Regions from separate parts of the Homo sapiens genome. Here region 1 is linked to region 2. Evidence: read pairs that join two places in POLR2A ChIA-PET (ENCODE). Cell type or tissue: PC-3. All regions are shown on one strand. Each heading gives the region's core, and the rest is flanking DNA. Links, peaks and the distances in the headings are about the cores only.

The links. Peaks named below come from ENCODE experiments on the same cell type or tissue, not always from the same donor. Only the 100,000 strongest peaks of a DNase experiment are listed, where the experiment ranks them.
Region 1: POLR2A ChIA-PET joins it to region 2 with 9 read pairs; 2 of 35 experiments call an interaction of 5 or more read pairs at or near these places.

What each region holds. Positions count from the first base shown.
Region 1 is chr6:73,763,408-73,776,779 of GRCh38, forward strand. CD109 (CD109 molecule) reads left to right here. Exons shown (of 33, transcript NM_133493.5): 10 at 169-278; 11 at 2,523-2,747; 12 at 3,352-3,453; 13 at 3,541-3,603; 14 at 4,648-4,824; 15 at 8,022-8,174. Among named protein-coding and RNA genes, the nearest start is that of CD109, 74 kb to the left of the region's middle. RefSeq lists a silencer at 10,879-11,173 and an enhancer at 10,879-11,173. In PC-3, for the core only: no CTCF peak of the experiment used is centred there; a DNase peak (open chromatin) is centred at 11,144; H3K4me3 peaks cover 370 bases; H3K27ac peaks cover 1,502 bases.
Region 2 is chr6:73,608,436-73,614,726 of GRCh38, forward strand. It overlaps SLC17A5 (solute carrier family 17 member 5), which reads right to left. Exons shown (of 11, transcript NM_012434.5): 9 at 1,965-2,112. Among named protein-coding and RNA genes, the nearest start is that of SLC17A5, 42 kb to the right of the region's middle. RefSeq lists enhancers at 1,026-1,195, 2,957-3,126. In PC-3, for the core only: a CTCF peak has its summit at 2,215 (motif pointing left); no DNase peak of the experiment used is centred there.

The sequences.
Region 1 (13,372 bases), core at 8,373-13,372, 160 kb after region 2:
AATAGAACTGTGTGGTGCTTGTAGTGTCAAAGTCAATATGGGAATGAGGCTTATGTGCCCTGATATTTTTAACCCTTTTTGCAATAGGTTAGATGGAGAGATTTGGTGGATAGAAGCTTTGGGTGAAACATTACTTTTGCTTTCTAAATTGTGCAATTTCCAAAAAAGGTATTTCAAGAAATGTAAGCACTAATGTGTTCTTCAAGCAACATGATTACATCATTGAGTTTTTTGATTATACTACTGTCTTGAAGCCATCTCTCAACTTCACAGCCACTGTAAGTTGGTATATTTATTTCCAGTCCATAGCAGTAAGTTCAGCTTAATGAAATAGAATGGGAAATAATATTTTCAATGCTTTTCTAAAAATTTAAGCCAAAAAGTATATAACTTTGTCTCTTTAGACATGTGGGGCATGTAGATTTGTTTCCAAATGACCTTTGTCTATTTTTTCTAAAAAAGTAGTTTTCAACAACAGTAAAAATATTTTTTGAAAATGTATTTTTTTTTACAAGCAATTTAAGTTAGATGTGGATTGCTACACTGAAGCTTTTATTAATTAATTGAAATAATTACATGGTAGTCAAAAATTTCAATTTCAATTTGGTTTTTATAATGATTAATTGTAGTTCTAACAAAGATGTTACATTAAAAAATTATCAACAAATCTCATTTTTTGGAGATAATGTTGAATTAACACATTAATTGTGTGAATGTTGACAATGAGCAAGGCATGGTGTTGGGCAGGGCTATAGAGCCAAGAAGGGCTCAGTCCCTACCCTCAGGTTCACAGTTTTTGTGATGGTGACAGGAAAATATATACTTAACTATAACTCATGGCAGATTAAGATTAGTGTTACAAATTAATTTCTGTAGGGATTTAAAGCAGGGGTTGCCAAACTTTTTCTGCAAAGGGCTAGAGAGTAAATATTTTCAGCTTTGTGGCCATGTGGTCTTTGTCACAGCTACTCAGCCCTGCCATTGTAGTGTGAAAGCAGCCATAGCCAATTTATAAATAAGTGAGAGTGGAATGTGTTCCAGTAAAACTTTGTTTACAAACATACTGGATTGGCCTATCAGCTTGCAGTAGTTGGCTGATCTCTGATTTAAAGAAAGGAGGAGTCAGGCCTGGCGTGGTGGCTCATGCCTGTAATCCCAGCACTTTGGGAGGCCGAGGCAGGCGGATCACCTGAGGTTAGGAGTTCGAGACCAGCCTGACCAACATGGAGAAACCCCATCTCCACTAAAAACACAAAAAATTAGGCGGGCGTGGTGGCACATGCCTGTAATTCCAACTACTCGGGAGGCTGAGGCAGAAGAATCGCTTGAACCCGGGAGGCGGAGGTTGTGGTGAGTGGAGATTGCGCCATTGCACTCCAGCCTGGGCAACAAAAGTGGAACTCCATTTCAAAAAAAAAAAAAAAAACAACTAAAACGACAAAGAAAGAATGGAGGGGTCACTTGTTGAATGGGTCGGTAGACGTTTCAGGTAGTTTCTGATTTCAATGATCTTAATTTAGGCAGTTTGAAAAGGTCAGTTTAAAAAATTGAGGCTGCAAATGGTAATTTCTGAATGAGTAGAGTGAAACCATGGGCGTTCAGAGGGGGAGAGTTGGCTGTGGGATAGGCATGGGGGTTACTATGGGATGCTTTATGGAAGAGGATGGTCTAAACTGTTTTTTAAAAGATTAGTTGTGTTTTAAATGCTTGGGCATGGGAGTGGGAGGTGGGGAGCAAGATAAGAAGTGAGACAAGAAGGAGAGGTCTGGCTGGCAATTTCGGGGTGCACTCAGGTAGTGTTTGAGGGAGACTGCTCAGGCTGTGTGCAGGAGGATGGCTGTAGCCCAGGAGTGAGGGGATGGGCAGCCTTGTGGTGGTAGCTGTGGGAGTGGAGAGGATGGAAGAGAGAAGCATAGGACTTTGGTGTTCATTGGATTTGGGGGGTGGGGAGAGGGAGGGAAAATTCAGAAATGTAAAGTCTTGCAAAATCCTGATGTTAGCGAAAATAGGAAAATGACATGGTTGCTCATTTTAGATATGTGAATTCAAGGTGTCCAGGATATCCAAGTAGAAATTTCCTGCAGGTAACTGGAGGTGTTGGGCATGAACTCCAGAGAAGGGCAAGGATGGGAATTTTGGCTTTAGGGTACAATCACAGAGATGACAAGCTAAGCAATAGGATTGCTGAGACCTTGGAGGAAGGGAGAAGAACAGATGTCCAAAATTCCCACATTTAGGGAGAGGAAAGAGGAACTGAAAAGGACACTGAGAGGATGCAGAAAGAGAGGTAGGAAGTGAAGGGGGTTATTTTGGAGCCGCGGAAGTTAAGGGAATCCATAATATTAACAAGGGAGTAATCAGTGATGTTGGATGCCTCCTAGAGAGAGGCCACTGAATCTGGATATTATAGTGCTACCAATAATTTTTGAGAGTTCAATTTCATGAGAATACTACAGACGGAAACTGTATTTAATCGTACTTAAATCCTTTGTGTTTTTAAGATGTTTTGTTTTGACCATTAGGTGAAGGTAACTCGTGCTGATGGCAACCAACTGACTCTTGAAGAAAGAAGAAATAATGTAGTCATAACAGTGACACAGAGAAACTATACTGAGTACTGGAGCGGATCTAACAGTGGAAATCAGAAAATGGAAGCTGTTCAGAAAATAAATTATACTGTCCCCCAAAGTGGAACTTTTAAGATTGAATTCCCAATCCTGGAGGATTCCAGTGAGCTACAGTTGAAGGTGCCGTCTGTTTCCCATCATTGTGTCACTGCAACAACACCATTACAGTTGTAATCTTGTGGTAGGCACTCAACCTGTCAGAACTGAAAGTACATAGGAAGTGGACACATGTTTCTGTTTCACAAAATGGAGGAGAGTGGTAAAAGTAATTTAATGACAGTGGCTGAAGGTTAGACTAAATTTTTCCTTGTAAGTTCATTTTGAAGAGCACAGTAAAATATAGCAATGTGAAGATATGATGGAGAATTTCCTCAAATCCCCAGTCTAGTGTTTGAGGTCAGTCATTTGAAATTTTATTTTGGCAGGAATTGAAATGAAAGATAAATATATATACATATATATATATACACACATATATATGTATATGTATATGTGTGTGTGTATATATATATATATATATTCCTTTCCTGTGTTTTAAAGCTATCAGTTTCTTTACAGTATAAGCTATAAAATGATGAAAATCCAATGTCTGGTGAATGTATTTTTCTTGCATTAAAAAAAAGTGAAGATGAATTTGGTCTTTAATAATTGTTCAGCAGGTAACATCTTTTCTCAAGGTGTTACTAAAGATGAACATTTACAGCTCCTTTTTCTTTTATTATAGGCCTATTTCCTTGGTAGTAAAAGTAGCATGGCAGTTCATAGTCTGTTTAAGTCTCCTAGTAAGACATACATCCAACTAAAAACAAGAGATGAAAATATAAAGGTAATGCTTACAATTCACTTGAGAATTACAATATAATTGGACTATCTTGCTTTTGATATGTACATATTAATTAAGGTTTTTTTCTAGGTGGGATCGCCTTTTGAGTTGGTGGTTAGTGGCAACAAACGATTGAAGGAGTTAAGCTATATGGTAATCTCTTATAGAATCTAAATTTATGATCTATTATAGAATCATCTTTTTATTCACTTTTAAGTTCTGGGGTACATGTGCAGGTTTGTTATATAGCTAAACTCATGTCATGGGGGTTTGTTGTACAGATTATTTCATCACCCAGGTATTAATCCTAGTACCCATTAGTTATTTTTCCTGATCCTCTCCCTCCTCCTACCCTCCACCCTCCCATAGGACCCAGTGTCGGTTGTTCCCCTCTATGTGTCCATGTGTTCTCATCATTTAGTGTGCACTTATAAGTGAGAATATGTGGTATTTGGTTTTCTGTTCCTGCATTAGTTTGCTAAGGATAGTGGCCTCCAGCTCCATCCATCTTCCTGCAAAGGACATGATTTTATTCTTTTTTATAGCTGCATAGTATTCCGTAGTATATGTGCACCACGTTTTCTTTATCCAGTCCACCTTTGATGGGCATTTAGGTTGAGAATCATCTTAAATGGTGTCTACCTTATATCTACACTAAACTTATTAATTTTTATAACTCAGCCTCATACCTTTTTAGCCTGTCGTTTTAACATTGCAATCAAATAAAAAACCTTTTTTATTTCTTCACCTATGTTTGCATTTCCAATTTAAAATAGATAACTAAACCTTGTTTTATGTTTAAAATTTAAATTTCTATTTGATAAGCAATATATATTCATTATAGAAAATTATACAATGTAAGAAAAATGAAAAAGAAAATAAAAAGTGCTATCCATGACCATGTAATTTTGCTAATTCAGCTTTCCCAATGGTGCCCTGTATTCCTTGCAATCAAAAATAGATTCTTGACTATGAAGCTACTGTTGCTCCAATCAGTATTACTTTAATCTTACCATTTTCTTTTTCTCAGTGTATGCTCTCTGTGTTTGTCAGAGAGGTTTTCCTGCATTCCAAAAGACTTTGAAGCTGGTTTAATTCAAGAATTTGTGTGTATGCATACAATTATGATTAATGTAGCTTCAGATGAGATCCTACTAGGTTTGGCAATAAATTAAACCCATCTACTGTTCTTTTCAGGTAGTATCCAGGGGACAGTTGGTGGCTGTAGGAAAACAAAATTCAACAATGTTCTCTTTAACACCAGAAAATTCTTGGACTCCAAAAGCCTGTGTAATTGTGTATTATATTGAAGATGATGGGGAAATTATAAGTGATGTTCTAAAAATTCCTGTTCAGCTTGTTTTTAAAAATAAGGTAAGATTTAAGGTAATGATGTTTAAAAGAAAACTTTATATTAGTGAAGTCTGAGAAATGTAATATTTCTTTAGAAAAGTATCATTAAGCCAAACTGGTTAGAAATTTATATTATTCTATTTCTAGAACTATGGTTAAACTTTTCAATATTTAGCATTACATATATATTTTCACTTGTGGAGTTATTGGGGATTGATAGTCTATTTGTAAACTATGGTTCTGGTCTTTAAGACTTTAACTCAGATCATGAAGCTGTTTCAGAATTTTTCAAATGGTTGAATTAATATTGCTCAGGAGTGAAATTCCAGTGGTAACATAGAATTCGTGTGGTGTTGATATTGCAGTGATATAAAGGGTGTGGGAAGGAGTGAGGCCATCTAGGATAATACGTAGAAGCAGAGCTGGGCTTTCATTAATCTATTTAATTAGCTGGAAACTAGCCCAGGGCAACTTTTCAATGAGCTTGATTACCCTGCATGTGAGGATCTGTGTGGAGTCTGGTCTCCAAGTGCACCAGTGCCTTTTATAGCCTAATGTGACCAGCTTGAGTAGGAAATCCCTTTGGACCCCAGCTCTGAAAAGAAACCTGATTGCATCATCTCATGTATATAAGAATGAGCCATTGCTGTCACTAACAACTGCTGCCCTCTCCATCCTCTTATGTAAAAAATTATTCCTTTAAATAGTGATTTGCAGAGTATGGTTCTTCTATTTCTTTTTCCTTTATTTGTTAAAATATTTGAGAAGTAACAGTAGTGATCTGTACTTTCTTTTTTAAAATTTGTATTTATTTATTTTTTGAGACTAGGTTATAAGACTGGCTAATTTTTGTATTTTCGGTAGAGAGAGGGTTTTGCCATGTTGCTCAGGTTGGTCTCTAACTCCTGGGCTCAGGAGATCCACCTGCCTCAGCCTCTCAAGGTGCCGGGATTACAGACATGAGCCACTGCGCCAGGCCTGTACTTTAGTTTTGTTGAGAATTATTACTCTCACTTTGATTGTTAAAATATAATACAAACTTCTATTTTTTTAGCTTATGAAAAGAGTTCTTAAAAAGATAACACTGTGTTTTGTTAGTGGTAGAGCACAATTTTTGACTTCTAGTGATCCTAGTAATTGCCTGACAAAGGTGAATTTTAAAGTAGAAGTTATGGAGGCTTAAACATCTCAGAAAGCAAGACCAGGTTCTAAAGCTGGTTACAGTGTAAAAGATCACGGACTTTGAGGAAGCAGAGTATATGAATAGCATACTTTCAAGTAATTTCTTAGCTATAAGAGAAAGGAATTAGTTTCAGTTCCATTTGCAACTATATATCTTTCTCTTATTTTTATGTGATAATCATCACATTTATAAAGAAACAACATAATTAGAAATGGAATATGTCTAAGCAAGAGAAAGTTAGTGAATGTTTATTAATGTTCAGTAATGACTATGGAATAAATAAATGAGCTGTAGGAGCGGCAAGAGATTTAGGTTTAGAAATCATCCACACAGAAGTGCAAGTTGAAGCCATGGGGCTCTGAGGTACAGAGTATAGAGTGAGAAGTACAAGGTCTAAGACTGAGTCTTGAACATGCTGCTCCCTCTCCCCCATGCTTTAGTGTGTAGGTGGAGAAAGTAACCTACATACAGTGGTTTGAGAGGCATGTCAGAAAAAAATTGCACTGGACAAGTTAAACAGGTAAGGAAGGCTTTATTCAAGACTATTGCAATGGAAGAGAGAGATGATAAACTCAACTCTGCTGAAACAAAAGGCAGAAGAGTTTTTAAGCACTGGGGTGAACTCATATGAAAGTGCTGGAGGACATTGTTGGGAGGTTGGTCAATGTGATTAGGTAGTCTGTGTTTGCTAATTAGTACTTACTGAAGTTAGGTTTCCACCCTCCCACAGAGAATGAGATCAATTGGGACTCTGTCTTTCTTGATGATTATACTTCAAAGGGATGGCTCTGAGGACCTTGAGAAAGACATGCCTGGGTTGTAAAACTGGCCAGAGGCTGGGAAAAGATTTACATCTCAGAGAGTTGGAGAAAGAATTTATAATTGCATGTTTTCTAAAATAAATGCTCTAAGAAAAGGGAGCTCAGGGGCTTATAGTTAGGAAGAAGCCTGTCTTTGTAAAGTCGAGTCAACTTGAGGGGAATGTTAAGGCCCTCTTTGTCAGGCATTATAATCATTGGCACAGCAGAATGTTGAGATAGAGCTAGATGAAATGAAAATTCCCAGCAGGGGCCAGGCACTGTGGCTCACGCCTGTAATCCCAGCACTTTGGGAGGCCGAGGCAGGCGGATCACCTGTGGTCAGGAGTTGGAGACCAGCCTGGCCAACATGGTGAAACCCTGTCTCTACTAAAAAAGTTACAAAAATTAGCCGGGCATGGTGGTGGGCGCCTGTAATCCCAGCTACTTGGGAGGCTGAGGCAGGAGAATCACTTGAACCCAGGAGGCAAAGGTTGCAGTGAGCCGAGATTGTGCCATTGTACTCTAGCCTGGGCAACAAGAGGGAAACTCCATCTCAAAAACAAAAAAAGAAAATGCCCAGTAGGCAGGGGCCTCATGACAAGGCCATTTGGTTCAGCGGTGATGCGATGACTGATGCTCTTTATAAAGTATTAGTAGGTCCAGGACCATGCTTTCCTGAGGGTAATGGTGAGGAAGTTTAGAAGGCCATGGAGACAGAGCATGAGGGCCTGGACTAGTGTTTGCTCTAACCACCCACTCCCTTGGAAAGGCCACCCCTCACCCTCAGTCCAGGTGGTTCTATGAGTCCCCGAGGAGCTCTCCTTGCCTTCACTTCTGAGCTCACGTCACCAACATGTAGGCATCTGCAGTTTCTTTCCTCTTTCGTGTTTCTCCTTTGTATACTGGCCTTCCCCAGGTATGCTAGACACTGCTGTCTTCTACTCAGCACTGGCTGGGATCTGAGGGGTGGGAGATGGAGAAAGGGAAGAAAAAAGATACAGAATTAAAGAATAATTCAGATTTATACCACTGTGAGAAGTTCTATGACTTGCAAACACTCTGGGCGTAGTTTTTTTATTCCTTTCCCTAGAGAAGGGTTATGCATGGTTTTAGAATTATCCCTGAGCCAAGGCAAATGTAGAATCTTTGCTATATTTTGGGCCAGTGGTCTGCTATTGGCAAGAATATGCTTTAAAAAAGTGAAATAAGTTAATCCTCCTTTCTCTCTTTTTTAGATAAAGCTATATTGGAGTAAAGTGAAAGCTGAACCATCTGAGAAAGTCTCTCTTAGGATCTCTGTGACACAGCCTGACTCCATAGTTGGGATTGTAGCTGTTGACAAAAGTGTGAATCTGATGAATGCCTCTAATGATATTACAATGGAAAATGTGAGTTTAGCTATTTTTTCATTATGAAAATATGTATTACAAGAGAAAGAGGAAACTTTATTGTACTACTTTAAATATTTAAAGAAAATTTCATTAGTTCCTTTGCATGTGTAAGTCAATAATTAGTAAAGCTTCCAAATAAAAAGTAATCTGTATCGTAATGGTTATGTTGGAAAGAAGCTTATGTGGTTAAGTGTCCTTGCTCTCTTTCATCAGAATTATCACCTAAAGTTAGATGGGAGGAATAAATTCTGGAGGTCTGTGGTACAACATGGTGACTGTAGTTAATGATAATGTACCATATACTTGAAAATTGCTAAAAGAGTAGATTTGAAATGTTCTCACCACAAAAAATGATCAGTATGTAGTATGCAAGGTGATAGATATGTTAATTAGCTTAATCATTCCACAGTATATACAAATATCAATATATCACATTGTACTCCATAAATATATACAATAAAAAATGCCACCTATAGTTTTCCTTCATTTTCATACTACATTTTAAGACACTCAAGAAAGTACTAGGAAATTGACTTGCATTATTCTGGGTTACGTTGGATAAGAGAGCTTTAGATAATTTTTGAAGTGTGTTCTATTTTGGTTATACGTAATGGTTATAAATAATTACAGCACCCATTGTGCCGGGCATGGTGGCTCATGCCTGTAATCTCAGCACTTTGGGAGGCCGAGGTGGGTGGATCACGAGGTCAGGAGATCGAGACCATCTTGGCTAACATGGTGAAACCCCATCTCTACTAAAAATACAAAAAATTAGCCGGGCGCGGTGGCGGGCGCCTGTAGTCCCAGCTACTCGGGAGGCTGAGGCAGGAGAATGGCATGAATCCCAGGAGGCGGAGCTTGCAGCGAGCAGAAATCGTGCCACTGCACTCCAGCCTGGGTGACAGAGCAAGACTCTGTCTCAAAAAAAAAAAAAAAAAAAAAAAAAATTACAGTTCCCATTGAATCAGGAATTTGCAGTATATTGAGGGGGTGAAATCATGTTACTCTGCAGAAAACTTACAAACCAAGAAGTATATGAACATCTAGCATTGCATAAATGAATCCCATATTCATTAGTCATTTGATTTTTATTTATATGTCCTTGATATATTCTTGTGTACCATTGTCAGTTGTAAACTAGATTGTATAATTTTTGTCTATTAATGGATTCAGTAGAGTGATTAACAATACATCAGAAAGAAAACTATATATAGTTGGGTTGATTTGGTCATTATATTGTAAAATTTAGTTTACTTCAGAAAAATTGTACATTTTCTTCAGTCTACACAACTATTTTTTTCAATCTTTTCTTTTTTTTGAAAACTTTTTTTTTTTTTACAACCAGTTGGTCATTTTTCTCTCTTTGACTTTTCCTGAGTTCACATTAGTTTTATGTCTGTAGATCTTGCATTTGATTTAACTGAATATAATAGTATCTGTTATTTTATAGCTTTCTAAATATCTTGGTAAATATATTATTTCATTTTTTCTTCCCTACATATGTGTATGTTTGTGTGTGTGTACGTGTGTGTATACATACACATACACACACACCCCATCTGATGTGCTGCGCACTCTGTCTCTATTTACATTTATATATGTGTGTTATATATATATTTACAAGTATATTTATATATACATATAATATATGCATATTTACATTAAATTTTTTCAGATATTAAGATTGCTTTCTCAGCTTTCTTTTGGTTCATATTTTCCTGGTGTATTTTTACATTTCTTATTTTCAACCTTTTGTAAATTTTTAAGTGTATCTTTTAAATAGCATATTATTATATTTTGCTTTTGTTTTTCAATCTAATCTAATAGTCAACATCTTTTAATAAGCTTTTATTTAATCCACTTATAAGTATGGTAATTCTTTTTCTAATGGGGACTTTTTCTGCTTTTCTATATTTTAAAATTTAGATTCTTTTTCTGTGGGCTAGATTAAATTTGTTTTGGTGATTTAGAAGTTATGCGTTCTATTTTTGTTACTCTGTTAGTTACAAACTGTACCCATATTAATTTATCCTTGTTGGTTTCTAAAGGTTATCAGTATTTGAATCTTCTAGTATGCTCCTATTCCTTTTGGTCTCTACCTCTGTCTCCTCCTTCTCCTCCTACCCTGGCCAGATCATTTTGCTCGTGTACAGATTTTAGTTCCATGTTACCATAGATTGCCTTTCAATCTATGCTGTTCTTTCATTTTTTAATTGTGGAAATCTGTGTTGATTATTTCTTCCTCCCCATTTTATTTTTTCTCTCCTTCTGGGACTTTTGTTTTTCAGAAATTGGCACTTTTACTTCCTCCTTCACATCTCTTAGTTTTTTGTTTTATGTTTTCTATCTCTTTGTCTTTTCTGTGTTTCTCTGGGAGAGTTCTTCAGTCAACTCAGCTTAGTGATCATTCATTAGCTGTATTTTAATCTACTTTAATCTCTCATATTGTGTCTTTTATGTCAGCTATTATGTTTTTAATATCTATTATTTTTCCTTTGTTTCTTGTTTTTGTTTTATATTCTGATATTTCCCATTATCTCCTTGTGTATATTTGCTATGCGTATTTTAAATTATTGAATTGAACTTTTCAGTAATTTTGTGTCACATGCTATATGTTGTTTAGTTGGATGTCTTACTTCTACAGTATTTATACTCTTTGGAAGTCTAGCTGATTTGGCAGATTCTCTGATAATATCTATTGGTGAAGGCTGAGCATAAGGTTCCAATCTGTGTAAGTCCTATGACCCCTTCCTGAGGGGAGAGGACTAGCCTCATGGACTAGAGAATTACTCTTGATCCTTTCTGCTGCTTGCCTCTATTCAGTGTTTCACTCTTAAACCCTTGGGGAAAAGAGCACCAGTAAGAGAAGGTCTCCTGAGGTTATGATTCACCAGCCCTGAGGGTTTGGAGGAGGAGGAGAGGAAGAGTGAATGCTTGAGGGACATGGGTCTGTCTGCATGTTTTCTTCACTTTCCCACACTAGAAAGGCAGAGGTGCTGACCTGGTATTATCTTTTGGATACTTGCACAGGCCGTCTGAGCTGCTACTGCTGTTGATTTTGGCAGTGAAGTTGCCAGGACTGTGTGTCCTGAGGCTACCCCCTGGAGGGAAATAAGAGCAAAGTTTAAAAACCTCTCCTCCAGCCTGTTTTCTGACTATGTCTGCTGCTGTGTCTAGCTGCCTTCTGCCTTAGACTGAAGCGATGCACTTTCTCCCAAGACCAATTCAAGATGTCCACCACTCTTCCTGGGGTTTTCTCACTGTGCACGTTAAAGTTTTCTGCTTGCTTTTATTGTTTCTCCAGTTGGTTCTGGAGGAGGGAGTGAGGATCCTGTCATAGTAGACTGTTTTGGCTTCTTTTTTTTTTTTGTTAAATTTATATGTGTTGTCAATAGCCTCTTGAATGCCTTGGAATAATTTCAGTATGTGGATCTTCCAGGAATAATTTTTAGACATTAGCCTTCTTTTCGTTAGCCTATGCTGCAGCTTTGACAGTGCTTTGTTTATTGAGCCAGTGAGAACAGGAAGATTTCTTTATGAGATAGATGCTGCTTTTGCTTTTTTTAAAATAAATTTTATTGTGTATATTTGAGGTTATGTGTATATATATATATGTATATATGTATATATGAGGTTATTGTGTATACATGAGGTTATGGAATACATATAGGCAGTATAGTGGTTACTGTAGTGAAGCAAATTTACATATTTATCATTTTGCATAGCTACATTTTTGTGACAAAAGCAGTTAAAATCGATTTAATGAAAACTCCAAATATCATACAATTCTATTAACTATATCTCTCATGTTGTAGATTATATAACTGCATTTTTTCATCCCACATATCTGCTATTTTGTATCCCTTGACCTCTATATTCCCATTTTCTTCTTCCTTTCCCCCTCGCCCCTGTAACCATCATTTGTTTATCTATTTATTTATTTAAACTTTTAAGTTCAGGGATACATGTGCAGGTTTGTTACATAGGCAACCTTGTGTCATAGGGGTTTGTTGTACAGATTATTTCATTACTCAGGTATGAAGTCCAGTACCCATTAGTTATTTTTCATGATCCTCTCCCTGCTCCCACCCTCCACCCTCTGACAATCTCTACTGTGTGTTGTTCCTCTCTATGTGTCCATGTGTTCTCATCATTTAACTCCCACTTATAAGTGAGAACATGTGGTATTTGGTTTTCTGTTCCTGAGTTAGTTTGCTAAGGATAATGACCTCCAGCTCCATCCATGTACCTGCAAAGGAGATGATCTTGTTCTTTATGGCTGCCTAGTATTCCATGGTGTACATGTACCACATTTTCTTTATCCAGTCTATCATTGACGGACATTTAGTTTGATTCCATGTCTTTGCTTTTGTGAATAGTGCTGCAATGAACATATGCATGCATACATCTTTATAATAGAATTATTTATATTCCTTTGGATATATACCCAATAATGGGATTGCTAGTATTGAAATGGTGTTTCTGTCTTAAGTCTTTGAGGAATTGTCACATTGTCTTGTACAATGGCTGAATTAATTAACACTCCTACCGACAGTGTATAAGTGTTCCTTTTCTCTACAACCTCTCCAGCATCTGTTATTTTTTTGACTTTTAAATGATAGCTATCCATTCTGACTGGTGTGAGATGGTATCTCATTGTGTGTTTTTATTTTATTTTATTTTTTTGAGACAAAGTCTCACTCTGTTGCTCAGGCTGGAGTGCGGTGGTGTGATCTCGGCTCACTGCAACCTCTGCCTCCCAGGTTCAAGTAATTCTCCTGCCTCAGCCTCCCGAGTAGCTGGGACTACAGGTGTCGCCTCCACGCCTGGCTAATTTTTAAACTTTTTTAGTAGAGAAGGGGTTTCACCATATTGGCCTGGCTGGTCTCAAACTCCTGACCTTGTGATCCATCTCCCTTGGCCTCCTAAAGTGCTGGGATTGCAGGCGTGAGCCACCACGCAAGTGGCCTTTTTTTTTTTTTTTTTTTTTTTTGACAGAGCCTTGATCTGTCACCCAGGCTGGAGTGCAGTGATGTGATCTTGGCTCACTGCAACCTTCACCTTCTGGGTTCAAGCGATTCTCCTGCCTCAGCCTCCCAAGTAGCTGGGATTACAGGCGTGAGCCACCATACCCAGCTGATTTTTGTATTTTAATAGAGACAGGGTTTCACCATGTTGGACAGGCTGGTTTCAAA
Region 2 (6,291 bases), core at 1-5,000:
GACCCAGTCTTAGGACAAAACTACTACTGTAAAAGACAGAGAGTGAGAAAGAAACAATCTGTGGTGATATTAGTAGGCAGCTGGATATCAACTCTTGCCTGAAGCCTATTATTTCTGGATACAATTAAGTGAATCAATAGATTATGCTGTTTAGCCCAGTTTAAATTAGAATTTCTATACTTCAACTAAAAACATCCTAAGCGATAACATAGCCTAGAACTATTTCTTGCCAAAACTCTCAATTCCCATATCCCTTTGACTATTCGTCAATCCTAGGCTTGACAAAACCTCAAGTCTTGGCCAGGTGCTGTGGCCCACGCCTGTAATCCTAGCACTTCGGGGGGCTGAGGCGGGAAGATTACTTGAGGCCAGGAGACTGAGACCACCCTGGGCAAGATAGGGAGACCCCATCTCTACAAAATATTTTTTGAAAAATTAACCAGGCATGGTGATGTATGCCTGCAGTCCCAGCGACTCAGGAGGCTGAGCAGGAAGGATTACTTGATCCCAGGAGTTCAAGGCCACAGTGAACTACAGTGGCGTCACTGCACTCTAGCCTGGGTGACAGAGTGCAGCTTATCTTAGAGTATTTATTGAAGAGATAGGAGACTGAGGATTCATAGAAATCAGAAGATTCTGTAGGAGTCCAGGTGTGAAGATTTTGAGGTAGTGAAAAGAGGGTAAGAGTCCATCTGTCTTTTCTCCAAAATAAATTTATATCTATTATTTTTACAAATAAAGTGTATTAAAACTTTTGGGTTAAAATATTTACATAGCTCCCTTATTTACCTTGTCAGCTGGCACAAAATGGTTTTAGAAGTATGTGGCTCAAAGAATATTTCCAGAGAGGTAGCTGTAGAAAGAATTTTGGGCTTAAAAGTAAAAATTTTAGGTTCAAGTTTTGGCTCTATCATTTATTATATTAGCTGTGTGCTGCAAGATAAATCACTTAACTTCTCTTAAGTTTCTTTAGCGTTCAAATAGGGCAAAAATACTTACTTCAAAGGAATGCTTTAAGGGTAAAATGGATAGTGTTTATGAAAGTGATGTGTAAACTATCAAGGGCTACACAAATATATTTGCACATAGGTAATATAGTTAGACAAATCAATTGGGTCTACTCTTTCACATTCATTCATCTGACAAAATGCCTACTACATGCCAAGTGCCATGGAGAGCCCTGAGGACAATAAGGGAGTTTCTGCCTTCACAGAGTTCCTAGTCTAGTTGGGTGAACAGACACAGTAATGAGTTATTGCAATGTTCTAATGAGAGCACTGTGGACAGAGGTGATGATAGTTAAAAGTTTAAATTTAAAAACAACTTCCTGCTTTAATTATTGTGTAAATTAAAATCCTGTTAAGAATTTAAAGTCATTCCTATAGTAGTCAAATCCATAGAGGCAGAAAGTAGAATGTTGGTTGCCAGGGCCTGGGAGGAAGGAGAAATGGGAGATTGTGTTTAACGGGTACAGTTTCTGTTGAGAAGATGAAATTGCTCTAGAGATTGTTGGTGGTGCTAGTTATGAAACAATGTGAATACTTAATGCCACAGAACTGCATACTTAAAATGGTAAGTTTTATATCATATCTATTTTATCAGGTTTTTTTTTTTTTAGATGGAGTCTTGCTCTTGTTGCCCAGGCTGAAGTGCAATGATGCGATCTCAGCTCACTGCAACCTCTGCCTCCTGGGTTCAAGCGATTCTCCTGCCTCAGCCTCCTAAGTAGCTGGGATTACAGGTGCCCGCCATCATGCCTGGCTAATTTTTGTATTTTTAGTAGAGATAGGGCTTCGCCATGTTGGCCAGGCTGGTCTCAAACTCCTGACCTCAGGTTATCTGCCTGCCTTGGCCTCCCAAAGTGCTGGGATTACAGGTGTGAGTCACCGCCTCTGGCCTTTTATCAGGATTTTTAAAAATATAATTTAAAGTCAATCACAGCAAATCTTTATATTAGTACTCACGAAGGAGCAATATCCAGATGGTTGATGCTAAATCCAGAAGAGCAAAAGCCTCCCAGTGTTGTTGATATAGTTAGGAAAGCAACGGCCAAAGAATAATCACAGCCAATGAAGCCAGCAGCTACCAGGAATACTGCAGGTCCAATCATTCCTGGAGTTAAAAAGTTATAAAAGGGAAAAAACACCCAGCATTAATATTTGCTCTACCTTAATATGGTATAAATCTGAAATTTGAAATTGCTGCCACCTACTGTAGAAACACTATATTGCCTGGAAGACTAACAAATTTCATGAGAAAAAAAAAATGCTGGAAAACATGGGCGTAATACAACTAATATACTATAAAAGGAAAATCTCATTATGCAATGTTATTAAATCTACATGTGGCCAAAACTCAGCTAAAATTCCATGGTGTTAGAGAAGAACAAGACAAGAACAACTTAAAAATATGTTTCTAGAGAGAAGCAATAGCTGACACAGAATGTGGTTTAAAATACATATAACCAAAGGAGATAAACTGAATAATAAACTCTGTTGGATGAGGTTAGAATAATACTCCATCTTGCCTGGGTGTGGCAGCTCACACCTGTAATCCCAGCACGTTAGGAGGCTGAGGCGGGAGAATCACTTGAGGCCAGGAGTTTGAGGCCAGCCTGGGCAACACAGCAAGACCCTGTCTCTACGAAATATTAAAAACAAAATTCGCCAGGCATGGTGGTGCACACCTGTAGTCCTGGCTGCTCAGGAGGCTGAGGTGGGAGGATTGCTTGAGCCCAGAAGTTCAAGGTTACAGTGAGCTATGATGGCACCACTGCACTCCAGCCTGGGTTGTCAGAGCAAGACCTTGTTTCTTAAAAAGATTTTTTAAAATCTCTGTCTTCATTCTCTCTCTCTTTTTTTTGAGCTGGAGTCTCACTCTGTCACCCAGGCTGGAGTGCAGTGGCGTGATCTGGGCTCACTGCCACCTCTGCCTCCTAGGTTCAAGTGATTCTCCTGCCTCAGCCTCCTGAATAGCTGGAATTACAGGCCTGGGCCACCATACCCAGCTAATTTTTGTATTTTTAGTAGAGATGGGGTTTCGCCATGTTGGCCAGGCCGTTCTCGAACTCCTGACCTCAAGCGATCCACCCACCTTGCCTCCCAAAGTGCTGGGATTACAGGTGTGAGCCACCATGCCCGGCCTTGGTTTTTTTTTTTTCTGCCCCACCTAATATGCAGGAATCCTCCCTATTATTAACAACTGATAAGAATACACATTGGTCATTACAGGCAGTTAAGCGTAAAATATGAGAAGAGACTTAATGAGTGGGCTGTCAGTTTTTCTGTGTCTACAGCAGTGCTATCCAATAGCTCTCTGTGATGATGGAAATGTTGTATTTGTATATACTGCAACTGAGGAACTTTAAAAAAAGTTCAATTACATTTATTTACTTATTTATTTATTTTCTTGTTTTTTTGAGACAGGGTCTCACTGTCGTCAGGCTGGAGTGCAGTGGTGCGATCATGGCTCACTGCAGCCTTGACTTCCCAGGCTCAAGTGATCCTCTGCCTTGGCTTCCTGAGTAGCTGGGACTACAGGTGCACGCCACCATGTCTGATTTAATTTAATTTCATTACTTTTATTTATTTATTTTGAAATAGGGTCGCATTCTGTTACCCAGGCTGGAGTGCAGTGGCACAATCTGAGCTCACTGCAACCTCTGCCTCCCAGGTGTAAGCAAGTCTTGTGCCTCAGCCTCCTGAGTAGCTGGGATTAAAGGCATGTGCCACCATGCCTGGCTAATTTTTTTTTTTTCACTCTTTTTGCCCAGACTGGAGTGCAGTGGCGAAATCTTGGCTCACTGCAACCTCTGCCTCCCAGGTTCAAGCAATTCTCCTGCCTCGGCCTCCTGAATAGCTGGGACAGCCACACACCACCACGCCAAGCTAATCTTTGTATTAGAGATGGGGTTTCACCATGTTGGCCAGCCTGGTTTTGAGCTCCTGACCTCAAGTATCTGCCTGCCTCCGCCTCTGCCTCCCAAAGTGCTGGGATTACAGGCAACAGCCACCGAGCCCAGCCAGGGTCTTTTTATAATGTAATTACTGAAGTATAGTCACTGAGACTTCCAGGGTCTCTACTGGAGACTTTTAAAAAGTTAAATGATTGTCTTAGACAGTTTTATTTCTACGTACATTTTTTTCTAACTATTTTTAGAGATAGGGTATTGCTCTGTTGCCTAGGTTGGAGTGCAGTGTTGTGATCATAGCTCTCTGCAGCCTCAAACAACTAGGCTCAAGAGATTTTCTCACCTTAGCCTCTGGAGTAGCTGGGACTACAGATACATACCATCATGCCTAACTGATTAGATAGTTTTAAAAGTTACCTTTCTAGGCCAGGCACAGTGGCTCACGCCTGTAATTCCAGCACTTTGAAAGGCTGAGGTGGGAGGATCGCTTGAGCCCAGGAATTTGTGACTAACCTGAGCAACATGGTAAAACCATGTCTCTACAAAAAATCAAAAATAATTAGCTGGGTGCTGTGGCGTGACCTGTAGTCCCAGCTGCTCAGGAGACTGAGGTGGGAGAATTACTTGTGCCTAGAAGGTTGAGGCTGCAGTGAGCCATGGTTGTCCATCCTGGCCAACGGAGCAAGACCCTGTCTCAAAAAAAAAAAAAATTACCTTTCTGAAAGCAGAGTCTGAAACACATGATTATTTATGGGTTCTTTGAGTTCTTTGATTTATAGCTCCTTATTTGATATAATAATGCTAGTAAATATTTTTGGATTGAAACTTAAAATGCATTCACTTAGAAAAGGGATGGAGGCTTAAAAATACTTTGATTACATCTTGTCTAAAGTTGATATAAAAATCTTCATTGCAAAGTCTGAGCTGAAAGCACAGTGATATATAAAATTGTGAGGGATGATGTTTGGCACAGCAAGCCATTTTAAAAATAATTATAAGCCATGGTGGAGATAAATCTTTTATAAATTTTTTTTTTTTGAGACAGGATCTCACTCTGTTGCCCAGGCTGGAGTGCAGTGGCGCGATTTCAGCTCACTGCAACCTCTGCCTCCTGGGTTCAAGCAATTCTCCTGCTTCAGCCTCCCAGGTAGCTGGGATTACAGGCACTTGCCACCACGCCCAGCTAATTTTTGTATTTTTAGTAGACAGGGTTTCACCATGTTGGTCAGACTGGTCTTGAACTCCTGACCTTGTGATCTGCTCACCTCAGCCTCCCAAAGTGCTAGGATTACAGGCATAAGCCACTGCGCCCAGTGAATATTATAAATCTTAATCCTCAAAATGTATGATTCAAAAAGAAACATATTGTAAAGAAATGCACTTAAATGCATCATAGTGTTTTGTTATGTGAACAAAATAAAAGACTAATATTATCATTTTTATTTTGTCTTGAACTGTTGTGATATTGTGATTTTAAAAAATATGGCTGGGGGCTGGGTGTGGTGGCTCACACCTGTAATCCTAGCACTTTGGGAGGCTGAAGCAGCAGGATTGCTGAAGGCCAGGAGTTCAAGGCCAATGTGGGCAATAAAGCGAGACCTTGTCCCATTAAAGAAAGAAATTAAACAAAATGGCTGGGGCTGGGTGTGGTGCCTCACTCCTGTAGTCCCAGCACTTTGGGAGGCCAAGGCGGGCAGATGACTTGAGTTCAGGAGTTAAAGACCAGCCTGGACAACGTGGTGAAACCCCGTCTTCAGTAAAAATTAAAAAATTAGCTGGGTATGGTGGTGTGTGCCTGTAGTCCTAGCTACTCAGGAGGCTGAGGTGGGAGGATCACCTGAGGCTGAGGAGGTTGAGGCTGCAGTGAGTCAAGATCATGCCACCACACTCCAGCCTGGGCTAAGAGTGAGCCCCTGTCTCAAGAAAAAAAATAAGAAAAGAAATATGGCCAGTGTGGTGGCTCATGTCTGTAATCCCAACATTTTGGGATGCTGAGGCAGGAAGATCACTTGAGGCCAGGAATTCAAGACCAGACGGGGCAACATAGCAAGACCCCATTTCTATTAAAAAATTGTTTTAAAAAAGAAATATATATTTGGTCTCTGCCCCCGGTTTTTTGGCACACAGCTCCTAAAACTTTTGGAATTTCTGGAGTGGTAACAGTGTCTTTTGTATGCTAATGAGACAATTGGTGGCTGGGGGTCCCCATACAGCTTCAGGATGGTGGCTGGATTAGAGGTCTGGGACTTTTGGCACCACCCCCAAACTCCAGAGAGGGGAGAGGGGCTGAAGGTTGAGCCAGTCACCAATGGCCAATGATTTAATCAATCATACACATTTAACGAAGTCTCCATACAAACTCAAAGGGACAGGGTTTGGAT